Linked DNA regions of Mus musculus: all the other regions are linked to region 1. The links are chromatin loops, found by intact Hi-C in ENCODE. Cell type or tissue: left cerebral cortex. All regions are shown on one strand.

What was found. Hi-C counts contacts between places; a loop is a spot of excess contacts. Peaks named below come from ENCODE experiments on the same cell type or tissue, not always from the same donor. Only the 100,000 strongest peaks of a DNase experiment are listed, where the experiment ranks them.
Region 2: it touches region 1 in a loop (9-fold over the local background); 4 of 42 quality-filtered maps call a loop at or near these places.
Region 3: it touches region 1 in a loop (2.7-fold over the local background); 16 of 42 quality-filtered maps call a loop at or near these places.

What each region holds. Positions count from the first base shown.
Region 1 is chr1:92,830,854-92,838,853 of GRCm38, reverse strand. Gpc1 (glypican 1) reads right to left here and starts at 7,209. Exons shown (of 9, transcript NM_016696.5): 1 at 6,757-7,209. The coding sequence starts at 6,922. It overlaps Gm29481 (a long non-coding RNA gene), which reads left to right. Exons shown (of 3, transcript XR_003947946.1): 1 at 1-6,159. In left cerebral cortex, CTCF peaks have their summits at 4,664 (motif pointing right) and 6,009; DNase peaks (open chromatin) are centred at 6,441, 6,836, 7,122, 7,584 and 3 more places; H3K4me3 peaks cover 3,170 bases; H3K27ac peaks cover 2,981 bases.
Region 2 is chr1:92,610,944-92,618,943 of GRCm38, reverse strand. No RefSeq gene overlaps it. Among named protein-coding and RNA genes, the nearest start is that of Olfr12, 4.9 kb to the left of the region's middle. In left cerebral cortex, CTCF peaks have their summits at 4,220 (motif pointing left) and 7,729 (motif pointing right); DNase peaks (open chromatin) are centred at 4,220 and 7,734.
Region 3 is chr1:92,708,368-92,716,367 of GRCm38, reverse strand. Gm29483 (predicted gene 29483) reads left to right here. Exons shown (of 4, transcript NR_166120.1): 4 at 1,296-2,134. Among named protein-coding and RNA genes, the nearest start is that of Gm29483, 18 kb to the left of the region's middle. In left cerebral cortex, no CTCF peak of the experiment used is centred here; a DNase peak (open chromatin) is centred at 3,826.

The DNA.
Region 1 (8,000 bases):
CTCTGACCTTAAAAGATCTACCTGGGTGTGGACAGCTGAGGATGTGCTGAGTTTGTACCTCTGTCCCTTCAGTCAGCTAGCCAAGGCCCTTTAGGACACGCTCCCCTAACCTGATCTTTCCAGTGCTGGCTTCTGATGCCTTAGTCCTCTGTCCCTTTTTGCACCTGAGGGAGTCTGTGGCTTGAGAACTAGATCTCCGCCCTATGGTCTCACTCTTGCAGCGTGGACACTATTTCAGTACCTATGAGACAGGCTTACTTAAAGGTCTCCTCAGTTTAAATAAGGCAGTGTGAGTACTCAGGTTAGTACCACAAGCTGGGACCCACACAGGCACTTGCCAACTCTGGGCTGGGCCACTGACTTACTCAGACTATAAATAGGAACTAGTCAGGGTATTGGACCTCTAGAGAGGCTCCACCTTGGCTTAATCTCTGGGACTCAGTTTCCCATGTGCATGCTAAGCAGTGCTCTGCCCACCAGCGGCTCTGGAGCACTCATCCCCTAGGTAGATTACAGGGCTTCCTTTCTGAGCCACCCAGACACAGGCCCTAGCACTGGCTAGAGGCCAACTGAGCTCGCCTCATCCACCTGTGGCGCCCACACAAAGACACAGCATGCTGACCTCCTGGCACTGGCCTCTGGGTTCGGTCCACAGAGGGCTTGCTCTTGGTCTGTTTTCCTCTCTGTCCTGGCCCTGGCTTCCCAGGGTTGGGGGAGATCGGGCAGATGGCCAGGGAGCAAGATTGACGGAGCCCTCAGGGGCTGCCCTGTCACCTGGCCAAGTCCTCAGGATCTAGGGAGCGTTTTGTACAAGTGAGCAGCAGCCTGTTTGGCTGGCCCTGGCCCCGGGGGAGACGGCCTGTTTGGCATGCTTTGGGGCTTTCCACCAAACCCAGTCTTGTCTCCGCCCCTTGCTCTCCGCTTTCCTTGAAAATCTGTCCTAGGGTTGAGCCTCCCATCTGGCTTGACTCTTCTGTTCACAGGTGGTCTGTCTGAGGACCTCTGGTGCCACTGACTGCCAGCCAGGGGTCTTCAGACTACGATCCTGGCTCTGTGACATACCACAGAGATGTTTCACTGGTTAGCAGTTATGGGTCCGGCCACTGAGAGAGCATCGTTAGACCTAGCATATCAGCAAGAAAACCCTGGCCTGCCACCTGACGTGGAAGGAAGGTCTTCTGGGGAGGCAGGGGTCAGCCACGGGGAGAAGCTCTGATGAGAGGACTTCAGGTGGGCAAGGTAAGGAGCAGGTGGGGAAAGGTGTGACTCTGAATGAAACAGAGAGCCGAGATTTCAGCAGCCGGACAGAACATGCTGAATCAGTACCGAGAATGAGACGTAGACATCATGGGGTCCTTCCTTGCTGAGTCCCCAAAACCCCGTACATGCGAGTATGATTCCCCCATTCAAACTCAAGAATATTTGTGAGGTTTCTGCAGACATTAACTATTAAGAGTATATGAGCGGGCCCTAATCCAAGACAACTGTTCTTTTTAAAACTGTGTTTTTATAAGAAATAGATGTATGGGAGAAGCTATGCAAAGATTAAAGTGTGGGTTTTTAAGTCAGGGACACCAGCACATCTCAAGGATGCTGGGAGACACTGGGCTCTCCCTCCGCTGCAGAAAGGGAATAACCCTGTCTGGTGCCTGGCCTCAGGCTCCCAGTACCCCAACCATGAAGCAATGTCTGCAGTCACATCTTCCCATTTGCTTTGGTACTGTGGTTCTGGAAATGAAAACACTAGGATTTCCAGGGCTGGTCCCCTGCTTGGCACACAGGGAGAACTTGGGAGTGTTCACCATACAAATGGACCCAAGACCTGCTCAGGTGAGATTCAGAGCAGGAGTGTATATGCCTGTCAGGGAATGTTGGGGACAACAGTGGCAGAGGTGGCCCTGAGTGAGCACAGGAGGGACTGGTCTAGGGGGATGGAGTTATATGCCAGGGCAATGAGAATCCAGTGGGAGATAATACTGTGGGCATAGGCAGAGGAGGAGCTGAGGGTAGGTGGCTCCTAAGGGAGTCACCAAGGATGCTTGTCACTCAATGGGTGGCAGGGAGTTCCCCTCACACTCAAGAGCTTCCCTGGCATGGGGTGCTGATGGGCAACAAGTTAGACGTCTAGGCACCCCTGGTTTCCCCCGTGTTCTGGTAAGAACCCAGAACAATGGAATCTTTATGGTGTGGGTGGTGGTGTTGGAGCTGAGTTCAAGGAAGAGAGGACCATATCAACCTAGGGAACCATGCCTCAAAACATACGGGAGAATTCGAGCAATACAGGTGCCGACCCAGGCCTGCTCTTAATCACCACCAAGAAACGCTGCCAGTAGGGCATCAGCAAGGTGCTTGGGTTCCAGGTGAGAGGCAACAGCCTATAGCCACTAAAGGACATGGGTAGCATCCAACACCACATGACTGTGCCCACAGTCAGGGTAGGTCAGGGCTGGACAGAGGCTTGAACTTCAGGGGCGGGGTGGGGGTGGAGGCTCTGCCTATGTTCTGACATAGCAAAGACCCTGAAATCCCTCTTGACCCAGCCTGAAGAGGACAGTCTTGTTTAAGAAAGAGTCCACCTGTCCCTGCAAGTGACAGCTGGACTACAGGACCCATGGTATAAATGGAGGTGTGTTCGTACACTGGCTGAACCTACCTGGCTCTAAAGTGCATCCCGTTGCTTGGCTGGCATACATGACAGTAAAGCCCCAGTACTTTGGCGGGTGAGGTGAGAGTAGGCCTGTCAGTAGAGACTTGCACTAGTATTCTAGTGTCACTATCATTGTCAGAGCCCCTACCATATTCCTTGGCTAGCCCTGTGTACAGGGCGTCTGCCTACTATTCTTTTGGGACCTAGTCTCATCAAGATCAGTTTGCCTCTCTGTTGTTATTGACAATCTGAGGTTCTGTCCTCGGCCCACAGGAGGCAGTCACGATACCTCTTTGCACACTTTGGGTCACCCCTGTTATATGTCTAGAGCTAGGGAAGGCCCACAAAACCTGCACTGCAAAATCCTACTTCAGGTCTCCAAGCTGAGACAGTGTGACGCTTCCAGAACACAGAGCCTTAGAAAGGAGGTCTGCTCCGGCTTTACTGAGGAATAGCTGCCAGCACAGGCTTTGGCATTTGTCAGACAATGCCCTAAGAACGGTATGTGGCCTCTCTGGCCTTGATGTCCTCTTCTCTCCAGTGGCTCACACAGTCCCTCTCACCCAGTGCTCCCGGGGTAGTTGTGAAAATGCCTCTTTGGAGCCAGTTCATCAGGAACCCTCTCAGCTGATGGACACTATCACCTGTGCAGTATGTGCTGACTCTGCAGAAAGCCTCTGGAGCCCAAGAGAGGAAGTTTCCATGGAGAAACAGGATGGCCTGTCCAGCACGAGAGCCGCAGTGCTACAGCAAGGACCCAGGTCATTGCATCACGCAGACGGCCGTGCTGGAACATGGCTCCCTTGGGTACACGTAAGCCCGACGACCGTTGTGCTGGGGATGATGAAAGTCAAGCTCTAAGCAGCACACTAGGGTATGAGGACCACCCCAGGCTTCAGGCTGAGCCACACAGGGGTGTCTCTTCCTGGGCAGAATAGGGCACGCAGATACTTTCAGTCCAGGGTGGCGAATGTGCCAGTGACTTCTGAGAGCCACAGACCTTAGTTGGCTTCTACAGAAAGTCAGACAACTCCTAAGAGGTGGAAAGGGCATACAGGAACAAGAGGACCTTGGATTCCGAACTACTGTACAGAAGGCCAAAGCTCACATAGAGACTTAGAGTCCTGCTGGGAGCTTAGTGAATAGTCATTGTGGGGTTTTGGTATGAGGTGCCCACCTTAGCTGGCAGGCAGACAGGAACACTGTGATTTTAGGACATAGAAGCTTGATAGTTTTAAGTTCTTCTGATGCCCAGCCCCTACTCTGCCCAGGCTGGGGACCCTAAGGAGGGCTGTGTGCGCTCTGCTAAGGCCATCTCCACCTTCCACCTCCAGGCTGCGGTACAGCTGCCAAGAAACACGTGTTCATCTGCAGTTGTTTATAGAGAACCTACTTGGTTGTGGCCAGTGGCCTGGATGGACTTTGTGTTGACAACAGAGACCAGGCAGGGGTAGTCTCTGACCCTAGAATCCAAATGGAAAACCCTGGTATAGAGCTAACTACAGAGGGTATACTTAGGAACATAGCCCAGAACAGTCCTGCCAGCTAAGAGAGACTTGCTTGCCCATGGCTGTGATTCAGCAGTGGGCTCCTAGCAACCTCACCTAGACCTTGCTCCCCGGCAGGGCCCTGGCACAGAAGGAGGATACCACTGTAGTGGCGGCCGCCCCTGGCTAGTTCTCCTCTACAGAATGGGACAGCTGTCATCACTGCTGCCTGGAAAGGCCATCCAGAAAACTAAGCAGTGCCTTCGGTGAGGAGCCAGCCTCTTACATATAGTACTGTTTGATAAAAGGGAAGTCTCCCGCTATTTCTGGTCCCTAAGACTCAGGGGCAGGAAAGGACATCCATTTGCCCATGAGCCACTCTTCCTCTCTCCTAATCACCCAATGACTCCAGTTGAACCTCAGCAGGCACCTATCTCCTGGGGTATTCCCATATTTCTTATAAGTAGGAGCTCTTTGGAACTAAGGGATTACATAGGAGCTCCAGGGAGGACTGCGCCATTAGGGGCCACCAGAGGGCGCCTGGTCCTCAGAGTCCAGGTCTGGTGGCACAGAACCAGACAGGACCCTGAGCTTGGCTGCCCTTTGGGCTACTGCTATCTTAGGAGGTCACCCTGTTTCTCACTCCACATGCTAATACTCTCTTTAGTGCCCTGGGGCTTGGAGGTATTCTCCCACTCTGAGGGCTGTGAGGTGCAGCCCATGGGGTTCCAGAAAAGTGTGGCACCAGTTCTGAGGTGCACCAATAGGGATGATGGGAAAACATAGGCCCCAGCCTTGCATGTCAATAAATAGGGTGTCTCTGAACAAACACTGGGCCCCAACCAGTATGACTGCTGTAATTCTGCAGGGTGCCTACACACCCCAGCTGGATGGGCATCTACGGCTGTCCTCACAGACATCAAAGCCTTTTGCTTGTCTTGTTCCTAATCCCCCACATTCCCCAACTGCAGGGTAGTAAGAACCAGGCTCTCTGGAAGGACCACACCTCTGCTTCTTTATTTTGCCCTCTCACTGCCCTTGTCACTGCCTACATTGCCAGTCCCTGCCTACTCGGGCACAGTAGCTGTGGGTGGGTACAAGCTCAAGAAGGTCTCCAAGAAGGCATTAAGATGGGTGGCATATCCATGCCAAGGTAAGATGTAGGCTGGAAGGCCTCAGGCTGGTATGTGTGCGGAGCAGGGTACGTCTGGCAGGGATAAGAGATACACAAGGATGTCAGGGTATATGTTCCTATTTCTGTGTGTTTGGAGGTGGGTAGAGTGAGCAGGGTACCAACCAAACTATACCTGCTGCTGCCAGGCACCGGGTGACAGTGCCCAGAGAACTGTAGGAGGTGGCTTTGGCAATGGCAGGGCTGTATGTAGAGAGAGGCATAGAAAGGCCTGTTCTGAGGGCATTTGAGAGGGAGATAGTCAAGAGACTCAGGCCACACAATGTGTCTTGTGGGTTCTGTCTCTCCCCAGAAACAGGGTTCTCCATGGCTGGCTATCTACTGCCATTCCCAAGCAAGTTGGGGCCACAGGCCACCCCTCTGGGCAATACTCTTACTTTCCTCATTCAGAGTGCCTACGACACCAGTTGAGTTTGGTCTCTAGTCTGCAAGCCCCCTCAGTTTCAGAAGAATCCCACAGCAGGAATTCCCTGCTCACCAAGGCCCTGGTGTTACACTTATCCAGGAAAGCTCCCCACACATTTAAGAGCAAAGCCTGGGGCTTGGGAGGTCCTTGGGACATTGCATAGGCACTCCAAGCTCATAAAGATTCGGTTCCCAGAGCTCCTGAGGCAGCAGGGAAGGGAAGGGAGGGGAAGGGCTGCTCTCAGCAGCTGCAGGGCCGAGGCCGCCGCCAGGAGGGCCGCTCTTCTTACAAAGAGATGACAAGGCCCCTGGGCGGGATCCAAGACGCCGACCACCTGCAGCTGGGCTCGCAGCTCCAGGCGGCCCGGAGCGCCCGGTCAGACCACGAGTGTGCTAGGATAGGGGCGCTGGCGGGCACAAGTTCCTAGGTAGGAATCCCCTCGAGCCCTGGGGTCCCCTGAATCGCGCAGCGGGCTCACATTTCCTTAGAACCCAGGCTTGAAGTGTAGGATCTCCCCCATAAATCCCACCTAGGCGGCTCCTGCTGTGGATCCGCGTAAATTCCTAAGCAGAACCCTTGACGCCTCTGGGAGAGATCCGCATAGAGAAGTTCCTAGCCCACTGCAACCGGGATATGCGACCCAATAGACCGTCCCAGAGCTACCGCTTGCTTCGCCGCAAGGGCGGCAGGCACGCTGTCCCGGAGCTGGGATTGCTGCCCCGCCAGCACAGTGGGCCAAGCCGGGGACCAAAGACGCCCAGCAACAACCCTAACCCAAAGGGAGCGCAGATTGCTATGGGGAAGGGACTCTAGAGCGTAGTGGCTGGGAACTGGGCAGCAACAGAGCGGATCGGAGCTCGGGGGCGAGGGCCGTGGGGTATAGACCAGTTGAGGAGCAGGAGGCCACTCCAAGTCCAGGCGGCGGGTTCTGGCGCCCGGGGCTAGCTGCGGCGCGGGTAGGGGCCCAGATCAGACCTCCCGAGTGCTAGGGTCCGGTGCCCCCGGACGCAGCGCCCTTACTCACCCGAGATCTCTGCCTGAGGCACATCGCTCAGGCTAAAGCCCTTAGCCCCGTAGATCTGGCGGACTTCGCTGCAGCTCCGGCTCTTGCTGGCGGGGTCCCCGCGGGCGCAGACGACCAGCGCGGCGGCCGCGCACAGCAGCCACCAGCCTCGGGTCCGGAGTTCCATGGCGGGGCCCGAGGCTCCCTGGCCGCCGGTGCGCGCCTCCCTCGGTCCCGGCCGGCCCGCTCAGCCCAGTGTGCGCGAAGGGCAGAGCCAAGGTCCCAGCGCGCGACGCTCGTGGTCCAGAGGCGGTGGCAGTCGAGGAGGCGGAGACAACAAAAGCCGGCTGCGGCTGCGGCGCGGGGAGCTAGGCGCGAGGCGCGAGGTCCGGCCGCTCAGTCGGGCCGCCTAGAGCGCGGCGGGCGAACGCGCAGCCCCGGCTCGGCGCCTCCCCCGCCGCCCGCCCGGCCCCACGGCGGCCGCGGAGAGGGGCAGGGAGGGGCGGGGAGCGCGGGCGGGAAGAGGGGAGCGCCCGGGCGGGGCGGGGCGGGGCGAGGCGGGGCACGATCGGGGCGCACCGGGCGCCCCTTCGCTCTCCGGAGGGAGAGGAGGGAATGTTCTCTCAGCCCAGGCGATGTGCTCCGTTGCCTGGGTGAGATGGGAGGCGGCGGGGAGAGCCTGGAGTGCAAAGGCCGAGTCCGGGGTCCCCTAAGGTGTCCCCCCCAGCCCAGCACCCAGGGCGGCGGCACCACCTGTGGGGGCGGGGGCAGGGCGGGGGGGGGGGGCAGCTGAGGCAGGGCTTCCCTCGCCGGACGTGACATCACGTCCTCCGCTGGCCAATCAGGAGCTTCCCCGCCCCCAGCCGAATTCGGCATCTCTTTGCTCCTTTCCATCCTTCACCTTACCGGCTTGCTCTCTTAGCGCTTCTACTACTCAGTCCTGGTCCGGTCACTTCCCTACTCACCTGCTGCCCCCCACCCCCCAGCAACAACTCCTACATCCATACGCCCTTTCTAGCCGCCCCTGAGCGGCTCCAGTTCTCGTCTGACGTGTTTTGGAGGAGGATGAGGGGGCTGAAAACTGGCCAAAAAAAAAAAAAAAAAAACTAGCCTTCATCAGCTCAGATGACTTCAGTTGATGCAGATTGCCAGCGACTGTTACGGTCCCTCTTCGTGACTATTTAGGTGCTAGAGCAATGGGGCAGAGGCAGGTCTGTAGGCTTGGGTGCAGCGTGGTAGGTGACCTCTGGCAAAAGGAATAGAGC
Region 2 (8,000 bases), 220 kb after region 1:
GCCTGGCTAAGGAGAGATCTGTATCTTCTCCACTGTTCTGGGCTGCCTCAGGTGGCTCAGAGATCTGGGCTGGGTGAATCCAATGATGTATCTACTGCTTCCCTCAACAGTCCAGGAGGTGGAGTGAGAAGAACCCAGCTGAGACAACCACACACTGTGAGACTCAAGGTATGAATGTATTGACTTTGCCTTCACACTCTCTGAGATTCCCTAAACCCTCCCATTGCTGGATCACACTTCCTTTCCCAGTGAGTGTAAAATGCCAGGGAATATTAATGTCGAGGCTGTCCCTTGATTCCTGCTGGAGGAAAAACAAATATAACCTCTCAGCGTTTCAAGGATACAGGGTGTCCTCAGAATCCGTGGAAATGGCCGCTGGCCAAGGGCTGAGGAGGCTGCTCTGCTGTGAGAGAGCTGACTGACAATGCCTATGAAGGGACAGCAAGGGACAGCTTCTCCTCCCCTTGGCCCTGACCCTCCTGATCCAGCAGAACTACTGTCTCCTATGGTGTGGTTAGATGCAGCCTATCCATCTGCAGAATTGAACAAGGGTAGAGCCCCACTCCCACCCCTCACCAAACTATAACTCTGACTTGTATGAAGGCCAGGGATGATCAGGACATGCCAGCTTACTGAGTCAGGCCCCGGAGACGTATTGAACCTACCTTTTCTAGGTAGAGTCAGGTCTACTCCAAGGTCACAGAGCCAATATACAAGTTTCCAGTGCCCCCGTGCTGCTGCGCCTGGTCTCTGTGGAACATGAAGAGGTGGATGTCGGTTGGTCCTGTCTCCTTTTCAGATCAGTTGTGGCTTTCTGGGCAGTGGAACAGAGTAAACATGGACACAGGAGGACACCAGGGTCCCTGCGAGACTTTAGCTGTGCAGATTCTGGCTACATTAGATGTGGGTCTTCTGAAGAGAGATGCAATACTTGCTTCCTCTCTTGTCCCCACTAGCTGGGCAATGTGAGGAGATGCCTGCCTTCGGGGTCACCCTGCTTGAGAAGAGCCTCTGTATCTGATAGAACAGGGATGTGTAGCCTCCAGTGGCTAATTAGGGAGGCACTGGCCTCTGGCAGTTGGGATTCCAATTCCCTGGGCTTCTGGGCTGCAGCCTGCCTGCGGCCTCTGCCTCTGTTATGGATGGAGTTTGTGACCCCTGGGAAGACTCAATCTAATTGTAATTAAAAGAGATTTATTGATTAACTGCTAGCAGGATGAATAATCTCTGAGCCAAATTTGAAAGTGCCACGAGAAGGGGGTGGAGGGGTGAAGGAAAGATTTGTAATAAAGGGGGAAACCACAAGAAAACCTTCTATACCTACTCAAACAAGCAAAAACTGGTCTGATCTGCCAAGGTAAGTGATCCAAAACAATTTTAGGGTATCTGTATAAGCAAGTTACAGAATCCCAAAAAAGAGCTGTTAGTCATATCATAACAAGTAGGTGGGAGTTGCTGAGTCAGGGTTATTGGGAGCCTATCTTCTAGGGACTGGATTTAGAGACAAATGGCCAGTGGGTACCAATGGATGCCTAGCATAAAATGGAGTTTCTTTAGCCACCACACAGAGATGTGGCAGAATGGCAGGAAGCCTGCAGTCCTCAGCAGAAGTAATTGAGAGAGACCCTGCATCCAGTGTACCTCATCAGAGCAGTCACCCCTGAGGTAGGGACGATATGGCCTGTGACATTGCTGCTGCTGCTCTGTCTGGCCATATCGATGTGAGGAGCCTGTTCCGCAGCACTGGGTCACCCCACTCTTTCCAAGGCAGCACTTGGCTCCTCTCGGTGCTATTAGGACTCTAGGTAGATGAGTTCAATGTTCTTTCTTCTTCTGTTGTGTTAGCCACGTGAGTGAAATCTTTTGTGGGGAGGGGGAGGTTGAAAGTTTGTCTCTGTGTCTTCTGAGCATCAGTTCTATGCTCTCCCAGCTTGACCTAGTGTATCTTTGCTAATAATTCTTCAGGTCAAATTAAATCCAAAACATCTGGGAATACAACACAGCTCGGTTTATCTCTATCCAACCCTCTGGCCAGGGTGATGGTTCCAAATAGCACTTCCTATGAGGATATGTCATTTCCTTTCTGCCAGCCCACTAGGCCACAGTCTTTGAGAAAATCCCCAAGTGCACCACTGGACCATAGAGTTTTAGCTATAGTTCAGCGAATAAAGATCACATTTAAGCGGCCTGCTTAGGCTGTGGCGGAGTGACCAGTGGCTTCTTGTCATACCACAGTCCATATTTGCTCACCACGTTTGCTTCTGAGTTGGAATCTACTTTCCAGTGTTTCCTTAGGTATCCATGAGTTACAAGCCCTTCAGCCTAGGAGTTTTGTCCTGGGTGGTTTTGTTTTGTTTTATTATGGTCAACATGACACAAGCTATGCTCAGTTGGGAAGAAGAAACCCCAATGGAGAAAATGCTTTCACCAGATTGCCCTGGGGTTCTTTTTCTTGATTGTTGAAATCTGGAATAGCTCCTACCACTGAAGACAGTGTCATTCTTGGGCAGAGGTTCCTGGTGTGTGTGTGTGTGTGTGTGTGTGTGTGTGTGTGTGTAAGAAAGCAAGTTGAACAAGTTATGGAGAGCAAATCAATAAAGCAGTGTTCCTTAATAATGTTTGCTTCAGTTTTTGACCCCAGGTTTTTGCCTGCCTTGGCTTCCCTCAATAGACCATGACTCAGGATGAGTAAGCCAAATAAAACCTTTCCTCTGCCAAGTTGGTAATGATCGTTTATCACAGCAATAGAAAGCAAGCTGAGACAGCCCTGTTGAGGTTGGCTTTGGTCAATCACAGCAATGTGACTAAAACACCAACATTGGAAGCAGAGTCTTAAGTCATATTTTATATAAAATAGCACTTTAGCATCTAGCAACATTTTTAATTTGGTCACAAAATAAAACAAATGAATGAGTGACCCAACTTTTACTCTGTGACTCACAACATCTGTCAGAGCCCGTGGTCCTACAGAGAAGAGGCGGTGGTGAGAGAAGATGATTTTCAAGGAAGAATGGAGAATTGGATGGTTAAAGAGCAATTTAGAAGCAAAAGAATGGAGAAGATCTAACATGGAAGTGTGCAGGTGTGAGCCACAAGGAGTGCCCGGAGTCCCAGCCCTTGGAAGGTGGAGGCAAGAGGACTAGGCATTTGACACCATCCGGGGCTACACAGTGATTCTCTGCCTCTAAGGAAAAAAAATTATATGAAAAGAGACAATCTGGCAGCTATGATTATGGTAATTTACAATATGCACAAAAGCAGACTAGCATAGCAAGCTTTAAGTACCACTCATTCAACTTTAATAGTAATCATCTCAGTGAGCTTGGGCAAGTACTATGGAATCTCCCCTCCCCCACCCCAGCACCCAGAGCCTTGCATTATCTCAAAACAAGTAGCAGACATCATATAATTTCTTTAATATGTATTTTCTGTGCAGCTTTAAAATGTAAAGCATTTATTTTTTAGAAGGGTGCCCAGTAGCATTTCCATTCTCTAATGGAAAATAATTCCCCGATGTCATCAAGTATCCATCAGCATCCACACGTGCTACAACCTCATTATATGATGTGATTTTTGTGCAGCTCTTCAAATAAGCTCAAACAATGATCTTTCAGATCTGTGATGGCTTCTACGCAGGGCTCTCCTATCACTTTATTTTGTTGCTATTGTTTATGAAGAAGCAGAGGATGATGGTTGCATTTATTTTTAAAATAGATATGTAGACTCTCCCATGGAGCAAACGTAATAGTGTCATTCCACTGATGCTCTGAGACACAGCTCCATCCTGTCTGTCCCCTGTCAGTTGAATCTAGAGCCCTGATTGGAATCCAGTTATAGTTATTATCATTATTTAGGCATCGTTGACCATCTGTATAGTGGTAGGCATAGGACTCTTCTCAGAAGAAGTTGTACCTGTTTGTTTTCTTCTGTATGGAAACAGTCACGGATGGCACTGCCCAGTTTCATTAATTCAATGAGGGTTCCAAAATGGTGGCAGCGATAGTGTTCTGTGAATAGAACAGATTGTTCTTTGGTGCATAGATAAATACTGTCCTCTGAGAAAGAACCTTTGTATTTTCTTTGGATCTTAAAGGAGACTATACATTTAATTTTGGCCTTCATGTCCTCATGTGTACACTTATGTGGGAAATGCTGGAAAACATTTGGCTCCATCTACCTCTTTAGAGACCATCTCATAATGCCAAGTTGGCTCATCATTACCCTCTAGTGGTCATTACTTTTTGTGTCAGCAAGAACCCAAGAGCAGATCCGTGTTTCACTCCACTGTAATTGTGAATTTGCTTGAGCTAAAATGATATGATATTTTCTTATATATTTCAGGAAAAATGTATACCATTAAGAACAAAAGTAATACAGGATTAACATATATAATGAAATTCAAAATAGGTATGAAACAAACTTTTATCATGTAATATTTATACAAACTGTTCTTTATAAATGTTCATGCAGATATGTAGCCTGTCATTAAACACATATAAATGAAATAAAATAAAATAAAATAAAATGGTCTCTTTTTTACCCATTTGGAGTCACTTTAATTTGGCTTCATAATCAAGTAAATAGAATGAAAGCATGAATCAGTGCAAAGTATCAGGATATGCATGGTGGTCTATGGCAGTAATCATTAACTGTGGAGGCTGTGTCAGGAGGGTCACATGTTCGAATCCAGCTTGAGCTACTAGTGAGACCCTGTCTCAGAAGCAAACACAAACAAATGAGAGCCCAACAGTGATCCAGAGTTGTGCCAGCTTGGACGTAAGAGCCTAATTGGTGTGGAAGAGACACAACTTTCCTATGAATATTTAGAAAATATGGAAGGAAAATGCCTGAAATTGTTGTCATGAAAACTTTGATTATCTGTTATCGCAGGGATTAAGGAAGATGTTCACCTATAAAGAGATGTGTCATAATAAAATGTTCAGTCAATCAGGACAGGTGAAGAATATGTTGTCTATAGTCAAGAATGTCTTAAAATGTATAAAGAAGGTGGATGAAGATGTCACATGCTTTGGTAGGGCAGAGAGGAATCAAGCTGGAACTGAGCTACAAGCTCAGGGGTTGGCTGCTTGGATGCTATAGCAGCAGAAAGTGCTGCGCAGGCTGCCTGAGAATTATCACCCTTGACTGTACTCAGTGGTGGACACTGCATGCTTACTGACTTGCCACGTAACATGAGCCCACCAGCGCAATCGTGGTGCAAGAAACCAACCATATTCTGATTGGATTTGAGGCCCACACTACAGGAGAGGTTTCACATCTGATACTGTAAACCTAGTCACACCCACCTTGTGCAAGTGAAGGAATCACAGCTGCTGAGACTCAAGAGCACACTGGCTATGCTGTGCACGGAAAACAATGCCTCATCTTCTTGATCTTACATTAAGTCTTTCCCTTCTCTGTAAGGTTTCTTGAGCCTTAGATGGCGTAAGAGAGATGTTCCGTTTGGGGGTGAGCTTTCAACAGTTGTTTATTCTCAGTACTTTGACCAGCTATGAGATCTCTGCAATAACCACTGTCCACTGCACAAGGCATGCCTGTCAAATCGCCTTATAAATATTCATGTTTATGCTAATAGAATATAAGAAGTTAATAAATATTTATGTTTATGCTAATAGGTTATGGACCGCTAATGACTCCTGGGGAAAAGGCCAGAGATGGTCATAACTGGTAGTCCTAGGCAAGTTTTCCAAGCTCCTGTAAATAACTCATGCTTCTGTAGTGACTCTAATTAAGCTCATTTGTTTACACCCTTAAAAATGGAACTAAAAGAAATGGGGACAGGAAAAGTAAGGCTATCAATAGAAATGGGAGGGAGAAGTAAGGGCAATGGGGGGATTCTGATCAAAATACATTCTATGCAGACATAAGGATGTGCAACTAGTACACATTAATTTTCAATAAGATACATAAGAGAAATATATATATATATATATATATATATATCTTTATGTCTCTCAGAAACAAACAAAACAGGGACACTGGCAGATGACTTAAAACTGAGTAAAAACATAATAAAACATAACACATACAAATTATATATATGTGTATATATAATTTCTAATTATATGTGTATATATATATATATATATATATATATATATATATATATAGAGAGAGAGAGAGAGAGCACTAGGGCAGAGTGTTTATCAAGACAGGGTACTTTCCTGAAACTCATTGTGTAGATCAGGATGGCTTCAAACTCACAGAGATCTACCTGTCTCTGCCTCCCCAGTGCTGGGATTAAACCATGTGCCACTATGCCTAGCTTGCTTTTCTTTTTTTCTTAATGGACCCCAGATCTGCTTCACCAAGCTCACCCTGAACTGGCTACTACTGAGTAGAGGTCTCTGAGAAGGACATTTGCTGCATAGCTGGCACATTGGGTCACATCTTCTGATGTCAATGACACCTTTAGGGGATTCTCTCTCTCTCTCTCTCTCTCTCTCTCTCTCTCTCTCTCTCTCTCTCTCTCTGAACAAAGCACATTAGACTGCTTACCCATCCTGGTGGTGCCTGGTATCCTCTGAAGTATCAATGATGAGTTTTTTGTGATGGCTGCTTCTCTACTCAGAGAGCCTGGTCCAGTTCACTACTCCTGGGACTGAATTTTGCACATAGCAGAGTTTCTTTCTGGCTTGTGTTGCTTTCATTTCTTCACACACACACCCTTTCTGGCTGAAGATCTACCTAGAATCTACTGCATGCCAGCCACGTTAGAGGTGGAGACTCCCACAGAGGTTTCTGTCTTCTCTTCTTGAGCCAGATGGGAGCACTCACATTGCTTGAAAGATGAAGCTATGGATGTTCTAAGCCACTGCCATGCATTGGATAAAGTAGGAGAGCTGTCCAAGGCATTGTCTCGGTGAGAGACCACATTAACCAGCACACTTTAGATCTAAGCCTTATTTAGACGGAAGCCTCTTGTCTTCCTCCAGTGCATGCCAAGACTCCCGTGGTTGCCCTCCCAGGCTTGTGCTAATTGCTATGGGCAAAGCTCAGCCTCAGGAGTAGGGAACTGGATCAGACTCTCTGAGGATCCTACCACACAGCTTTACAACGGCAACCTCACACTTTCCCTTCTTAGACCCCCATTTTTGCTAAGACTTCTAGGCCCTAACTGAACAGCATCCTGTGGAAGGGGGACTATGACTTTCCAATTTGTTGCCTTGCTATCCTTTGTAACGTTAGCTAAGGAAGGAAATGTCCTTTGTGTTCAGAGCCATTTTTCTTATTGGTATCATCTGATGGATAAAGTTAATGTACTTTCTCTAGGAGAGATCACAGCATGTGAAGATATACTTCTCTTTGTTCCTGGCATTGTAAGGAGAAACAGAGATAGGAAGTTCCTCTTCTTGGTCAAAATATCGAATAATGGCTTAAAGTATTTAAGGTCTTTTCTTTTTAAAAAAAAATATTTACTCTTCTAAAATTATTTCTATTTAAGACATTAACAGGAAATTTGAGACACTCTATGAAACTCTTTCCATGGACACTTCATTTCTTCTCTCAAACAATAGGATCTAAAGTGAAAACAGATGAGCTTAGACCCAACAGGGTTTCATTATTTGAGGCTAAGGCCCGGGCTGCCACGTGCATCTGATAAGGCCTTTATCAGTAAATAAATTAGCGGTGGGTGGTCCTTGCTTGTGGGGTCTGCAGCACAGGTGAGAAAAATTAACCACTAATGTACCATCAGTGCCCAGTAGGTGGCAGTGTAGGATAGGCTAGGGCCATGCAGGTGAGAACCAGGGCGCCTCAAAAATGTCTCCTGATTCTTTTTGCTTCCCTAGCATTTTAGATACACAGGCAAACACGGGGGCAAGGCAAAGCTCTGCACAACCTAACAGCTATTTCTAGAAACTTGCCATTAGTCTGCATTTACATAATTGAGGTCATTTTAAAGGCAGATGGTTAAAAACAGAAACAGATCTTTGTTTATAACACAGTTGGGCATTGATATAAATTAGGAAGTAGAGAAA
Region 3 (8,000 bases), 120 kb after region 1:
GCAGTGTATAGGCATTTCCAAAAGTCAGACATGTAAATCCCAGGTCCAGCCTGGGATCAGAGGATCAGACTAGAGGCTCTACAGGAAGGACCTTCAGGCAGAGGGACAGCCATGGGGATGCAGGGTTGAGAGGCAGCCAGTGGGATCTGGACTTGAGGTGGGTGGTTTTGAGGAAAAACAGATGCTCAGGCAGCCAAATGTCAAGGGTGGAGGATGGAGGGCAAGGGCATAGTAGGGACACAGAAATAAGGCAAGGATCGGCTGTGTGAGGCTATGACTAGGGTCAGGGCACATGGCCCGCCCCCTCTTGCCCTGGTCCTCTGCATGGGGAGGCATGTAGCACTTTCACCCTTGACTGTCAGTCAAACGGGAGTCAGGGCCCTGGCTGGTAGGACCAGTGAAGGACTAGAATGCTAGTGCTGTGAGTCTCAGTCTGCTGACCCTACAGAGTTAGAAATGCCTGCACTGTGCCCCAGGGTGTGGGTTGGGGATCACAGCTTGACTGATAAGGATTCTTAAAGACAGAGGCAGAAAGAGCATCTGTTTTGCAGGGCCCCATGTGCCTCTGAGCACCAAGTCAGGCCTCGATACATGGCAAGGAGATTGGGTCCTGCTGCTTATAGGATCTGGGTCTGGAGTGGCAGAGGCCTTCCCAGACCCACCTAGTTGGCTAATGGGACTTGAGGCTAAGGGCCACAGCCACCATCCTGGCAGAGGGTTGTACTCATGATCTGGCGTCTCTCGGTACTATGCTCACCTGTGGGTGGTCTCCATACTTTGGGGTTGACATCGTCACCACGTCAGAACTTGACCTTCTGAAGGACAAGCTATACAGACTCTGGGTGAGAATCTCAGCGTCCTCCCAAAGCAGGGCCTGATTGCCCCGAGTAGAGTACAAACTGGGCACACTCTCCATCACCCTTCTTAGAGGCGCGGTGACTCTGCCGGCTCCTGCGGTAGATACGGGGAGCAGGAAGCTCACTTTTCTTTGCGGATCAGACTGTACAACTAACCCAGGAGACTTGGGCTTGAGTAGAAGAGCAATTCAATTTCCTTCACAGTCCGAAGCCCTAAGTCTCAGCTCAGGTGTCAGCAGAAAGACAGGGGAGCCAGCCTCTGGAGGAGCCATCCAGGGCAGGAAATTAGATCAAGTGCAGGAAGGGGCAATCAGAAGGCAGCAGCCATGGCTCCCTTCCCTGGGTGGGGGATGGGATCAGCTGGCCTGCTTAGAGGGCTTTCAGATAAAATCAATTCCCTTTAAATCACTGGCTAATTTCGTTTGTGATTCCTTTCAGCTCGAGTAGAGCAGCAGCAATAAATTGAGGCATTCTGGTGTGAGGCCTGGGAGTGCGGTGGTGAAAGTAACTCTTCCAGCCTCTCCAGCTGATGGGCCAGCTTCATTCTGCCCTGAGGGGCCCATGGAGGCTCGAGAACTAACAAGTCCCTTAGTACACGGTGAATGCTCTCCATCCACCTGGTTCTAATTCTTAGTCCCGATTCTGCCTCTAGGACACCGAGTCCTGGTGTCTGTGCAAAAGAGTTGCCTGCTCCAGATGGATGGGTACATTGAGTGCTCAGCTCATTTCACCCTTGGGGCTTCCTGTGAAGCAAAGTGGATTAAAGAGTCGTCCCCCCCCCACCTCCCACAGTTACTCCTAAACCCCATACCTGCAAGCATGATCCTATTTAGTGTCCACAGAGGCCATTAAGGATCTGAAGATGTGATCATCTTACAACGAGGACAGTCTGTAATCTACTGCCAGGGTCTAAATGAGAAAGGAAAGAAGCTCTAAGCCAGACACAGGGAGAAGGCCACCTGAGACCCAAGAAGACCAGAGACGTGTACCATAAGGAGGAGCCACCTGGAGCTGCAGAAGTGAGGGAGGCTCCTGCAGCCTGTGCCCCTCCCTCACATCCTTGGTCCTCAGAGCCCTTACAGCTAGAGGGGTCCTATTCTGGATAGCTCAAGCCCCATCAAGCAACTTTGACACCCCTCTGCAACTAACCGGCTGTCTAGCCCAGCCCAGGCCAGCTAAGGTCACTCTGCATTCTGTAAAGAAAAGACCTGCAGCCCAACGTGATAGTGTACCAGTTTGTTTCTCTGTTGATGCAATAAAACATTGATCAAAAGCAACTAGAGAAGGAAGGGGTTTACTGGGCTTGTACTTTGATATTACAGTCCATTGTAGAAGGGAACAGGGACACTGAAGGAATGCTGATGGATCAGTCTGCTTGTTTTAAAAACAATATAACCTGGGACTGCCTGCCCAGGAGTGGTGTAGCCCACAGTGGGCTGGGCGGTTTCACATCAACCATCAATCAAGAACATGCCTCCACAGACTTGCCAACAGCCAATCTAATGGCAACATTTTCTCGAGTGAAGGTCCCTCTTACCAGATGACTCTGGCTTGTGTTAATTTAAAAAGCAAAGCAAAGCAAAGCAAAAGCATCTCAGACCTAAATGATTCTAATGAGGGGAGGCAAAGGGTCCCAGTGAGGTCACACAGCCACAGGCTTAGGGCAGACTGAGCCTGGCCACAGACTGAACCTGGCCAATTTGCTCAGGTTGCATTCCAAGTCTGCAACCAAGAGCTGTCGCTGCTCCTATAGGCCCAGACTGTTCCTAGCCGACATCTCTCAAAGTTAGGTCCTTCTCTGTGGAGGAAACCTTCTCTGTTTTGAGGCACTGTGGCTTCCTTGCTCCTAACTCCATAGCCTTGTGGCTGCCATTTTGTACTTCTTTCAGGACATGAAGGTCAGGGTCACATCTCACTAGGTTCTGTGTATTATCCCAGCTGTGACCCTGGATCCTGCCCAGGGTGTGCTCCCAGATGTGAGCCATGCTGGCTGCATCCTGCGCGCGTACTTTGGGTGGAAAGCAACACAGGAGCTTGGACCGAAGGTTCTTAAGCTCAATGACTTTGGTCAACTATGTGCTGCACTCTCCGAACTCAGGACCCAGCGACTATACCAGTAGCTACTGCAGTGCTGGCCTAGGCTTGGGACATTCAGGGTTAGATGGTGCCTTCCTTACAGTGCTGGGAAGGGTTGGGAGATGTGGCTTCCCACTGTCTCGCCAGTCACAGCCCAGCTATGTTTTTGCTAATGTTAATTTCTCAGGTGTCTGAATGGGGGATGTGTAAACCAGCACCCACTTGGCCATTTGACTCATCTGAGTATTGTCATCTGATAACTATAATTAAATATTTCACAAGCCGCTGCTTATCTTCTTAATTAAAATAATTGCGATAGCTGGAGATATGGTAGGGGCTCTACCACCAATAATGTAGAAAGTGCTGGTGCCCTGTCGTCCAGGGACAATCGCTAGCCAGCCCATGGTGAACTCTAGTGAACTCTAGTTCACTTCAGACCCTCAGTCCCAGCCAGCACCCCTCCTCTGTAGGGGGTCAGGGAGAACCTGGTGGCTCTCTCCTGTGCTATAGGGACTCCATCCTCTGGCAGCAGGTGTGTTCCCACTGGCTTTCATGTAGGTGGTGCTGGAAGGCTTGTCTGTCCACAGGATGGCTGTGACCCCATGATCCTGGTCCCTGCTCCCCAGTTTGTCTCAGCCTGTTATGAATGAATGGCTGAACACAGTCACTCAGCGCTTCACAATGTACAAAGCCCTGAATGAATAACAGTATTTTACAGTATACCAAATCCTGGGTGAATCATAATGTTTCACAGTTAAAGAGTCATGGAGGAACCACAGTGCTTCGCAGGCCTGGTCACCATGTGTCCTCCCACAGGGACTGGGTTGTGACTTAGGGAGAAGCTGGAGCAGTAAGCCTGGAGGCGGGGGCTTGCCCACCAGGAATGGTGAATCATAGCTTAGTGGGAACACAGCCCAGGCCTTGCCAGCTTCCTCCACCATCCAACACGAGAGCGTAGCACCTCGCCTGCAGGAAGCAGAAGGCTGGCTCTCCCGGGGTTATACAGAAGGCTGGATATCCCGGGATTACACCCCCATCCTCAAGCCTTATTTCTCTTGGGGTGGAATAGAGCGGTAGGGTGGGCTTTGAAGTCACTGGGCCTTGAGATGGGGAGAGACACTAGAGACAGAAAATGAAGGTCTAACCTGAATCACAGACTCAGGCCAAGCTGTCCCCTCAAGGCTGTGGTTTAGTTATCTCCCCAGCCTGGAGATTTGGGCAGAGGAACAGTGTCCTTACCATGCAGCTATGATGAGAAAACAGAACCAGATCTAGCCCTGCACACCCTGGTTAGGCCCTTGGGAGAATAGGTGGGGCTATGGGCTGTGATGGCTGAGCCAGGTTGTCCCGAGGGTACCTGGGATGGGTGGTGACCACTGATGGGCATGCCACACCCTTTCCTGTAGATGTTATCTTGGGCACTGACATGTGGTGAGAAGGAGACCTCAAGAGGAAAGACATGGGAGGCCATCTTTTCCCAGTAAGTTCAGGGGCGTACTCCACTGGAGATGTGGCTAGGTGCTTGGTCTCTGGGAGCCTCTACCTCCTGCAGGGAGCATTTACAGTTGGAATCATCTAGCTAAGGAGGGGACCCCGGGAGGCCCATTCTGGGGTGAGGGGAGCCCCAAGGAGAGGATGGGCTAAGCCCTGGCCTTGGGACCTGGAGCCTATGCATCTCTTCCTTATAGCTATGGGCTCATTCTTGGGGAAACGAGGTGGGTGATGGAAGGGGCTGCTTGTGTTGATTTGACCTTGTTCCACAGACTCAGGCAGGGCTGTTGGGCTGTCCTGTGGGGACCTTGGGTGATCGTCAGCTTCTTAAGACTAAGAGGGCATACCTGGGACATGTGCCAAAAATTAGCATCTCCACCCCATGAAGGGACAGACAGAAGGGGAAGCAGCTGGGGCTAACAGGCATGCTCCAGGAAGAGTTGTCCCAGAAAGACTGTGTACTGCACAGCAGACCCTTTTTGTGACATTAAGCCTCACTTAGCTTCCCAAGAAACACTGGGACACCATTGGTGCAGAGGGACAGGGCTGCTCAGGACAGGTCTTGGCACTCAGGGTAGTCATCTTGGTGGGTTTTTCCTCTGCCTTCCCCTGCTTGTTGGTCTTGGCTTCTGGAGGCTTCCAGAGAGTCCTGGCCCCTTCCTCTTTTATCCTCTCCAAAATAGCACCTGCCAGGTTGGAATCTTTTCCCACAAGCTCAAGAAGACTTCCCTTAGACTCTGCAAACACATATCTGCCCTTGTAGAAAGCAATGAGAAATCAAAAACACACAGGGATGGCTTAAAGGTTCTAGAAGCTTGTTATCCCAGCCTCCCTGCACACCAAAAATGAGTTCACCTAGATGAGTTGAACACCAGGAATACTAGGGGACTTCAGTCTCCATGGAGTAAGTGGGCATGTTCCTCACAAACCATAGTAAGAGGCAGGTTCTAGGAGGAGGAAGCCCCCTACTCTGGTCTGAGTGGGTGGTTGGGTGAGCCATACCTGTGTATTACCCAACCTAGTATTGAAGTCCAGCCTCTAAGCAGCCTTCAGGGACCCCCAACAATGCTGCTCCTCTTGGCACGTACTGTCTGGTTCTCTGCCTCAGGAAGAAATGTTCATAGCTCTTCTGACAGGGAGGAACTTCTCTTGGGCCACTGGATTGTAGGTTGTAGCAAATTCAGGTGAAGAAGGGGCTGCCCCTGGGTGGATGTGGGACTGTCTCTGCTGGAACGTGCTCCTCAGCTGGGCACAGGCCAGACTGGGCAAACGGAGGCCTGGCAGAGACAAGCAGAGAGAGAAGGAAGGTAGCCAGCTGTATGCAGCCTCAGTCCCTGCTGGCTCTGAGCAATCAGGACTGATCCCTAGTTGCTGGTGTTCCTCCAGTGCTGTACACAGGCTTCTGGGGGGATGGGGACACAGCAGGAAGGGCATCAGGGCAAGGAGAGGTGACATTACCATGTCAGCTATTCTGCATTCTCTACCTTTTGTTCAGGCAGGGCCATGGGACAAGCTTTGGACTCTGGACATGGGTCAAAGTGACATGTGTCTGAAACCTTAGAGTGGAACTAGCCCACCTTGGCATCTTATAGCTGCCTCTCTAGCCCAATGATTCTTCCTAATACTGTGACCCTTATTTAATATAGTTCCTCGTGTTGTGGTGACCCCCCAACCATGAAATTATTTCTGTTGCTTTTTCAAAACTGTAATTTTGCTACTATTATGAATCATAAAAAGTAAATATCGTAAATATTTTCCGATGGTCTTGGGTGACCCCTGTTGAAGGGTTGTTTGACCCGCCCCACCCCCACCCCCACCAAGGGGTCATGACTCACAGGTTGAGAACCACTGCTCTAACCCAACACGCTGATACTTGATCCTCCCGGTAGGTGCACTGAGACCTTTGTGTCTGCTCTGTCTGCAGACACAATCCTGAGGCAGGGGTCAGAGAAAGTCCCTGTGGAGTGATGCTAAAGCCTTATATGATGAGTCTCTCTGAGGGAAGGGCCCTCCAGGGGAAGAGAACAGGAGGGAAAGGACCTTGACCTCAAACCAAGAAGTCCATGTCTGGAGAGGGGGCAGAGAGAGCAGTAAGCTGATCAGGAGCCAGGCTCCTGAACACTAACCTCTCTGGCCCTGAGGGAGACATGGGTGACGACCCTAAGGTGTGCAGTCCAGGGGAGGTCTGAGCAGATCGACAGGACCTGATGCTTCTTGGTAGAAGGACTTCAGACCAGCATGGGCCAGCACTTTGAGCCCATTTAGGATGCCACGTCAACACCGGATCTGAATTGCCCTCGAGCCAAGTTGGCACGTTTGTAAATGGGCTGGAGAAGCCTGCGAGGCAGAGGTCAGGGTACCAGCTTCGACTGAACGAACCAGTCGAAGCTGGTACTGGGTAGCAAGAAAAGTAAGTGGTCAGGTCTGAGCATGGGGGCCTGATGACGTCATGCTTTCGGTGTTGACTTCTGAACACAGACCCTGGGGAGAGGACAAGCTTGCCTCCAGAGGGGTCACAGAGGTCTGGGTGTTTCTGTGTATACATGAGTTGATCCGTTCCTGGGAGCTGCTGTCTGCTGGCCTGGGGCCAAGAGGACATTCAATGAGGTGCAGATGGGGGCTGGGAGTGGGGAGACAGGACTGTTGACAGGATGCAGAATAGGTTAAAAAAAAAAAAGTGGATCTTGGAACAGGCCTGGGACACGTGCCTCTCATCACAGCTCTTTGGGAGGCTGAGGTAAGAATACTTGAGCCCAGGAATTTGGGACCAGCTTGGGAATTTGGGACCAGCTTGGGCAATATAGTAAGATTCAAAAAGAAAACAATGAAAAGAGTCTCTCTCTTCCCCATTGGCCTGAGTACGTATGTGCTTGCCTATGTGCCTGTGTGTGTATTGAGGTGGCTGGAATCATTGGGATATCTAGCCACAGCATCTATGTGGGGCTTGGTCCTTTATCTCACCAAGCTAAGTTCCACCTTCTCCTTAGGGTCTTGAGAATCTGCCTTCTCCACACCTAGCTTTGCTGGAGGAGCATGTCAGGTGAGCAGAGGGACCAGGACACCACGGCAGGCATGCAAGTAGCCATATGAGCTCTGCAGACACAGCATGCATGCGTATGACCACACGAGCTTCCCTCAGGGCAGCGGAGTGGGCCCTATCCATGTGTTTCGTGACCACCACAAGCTGCAGCTCTGCTGCCTGTCTCATACTTCCCCGTGATCCAGCTGCTGGGAAATGTCTTTCCCCTCCAACAGCTGCATGTCACCGCGTGTCCCAGGAGAACGCAGCCCCAGCGCTGAGCCCCATGAGGGCAGCAGATGTGTTTGTACCACCAGCAGAGTTTATTTTCTTGTGGAAACAGCTATTTAGAGGGACATTTGCCAGAGACAACTGGAATGGCGAAGAAAGGCTGCTTAGATTAGGGGCTCAGTGCTTCTCAGAGGTATTTAAATTGGGTCCTGGCTCAAGAGCAAACTTGGCGGTCATTTAGTCCAACTTCTCCATTTTATCGTTCCTCAAACCTTGGTTCAGAGAAGTTCTGGGTGCTCAGCGGTCTTATGGCATGCCCTAACACT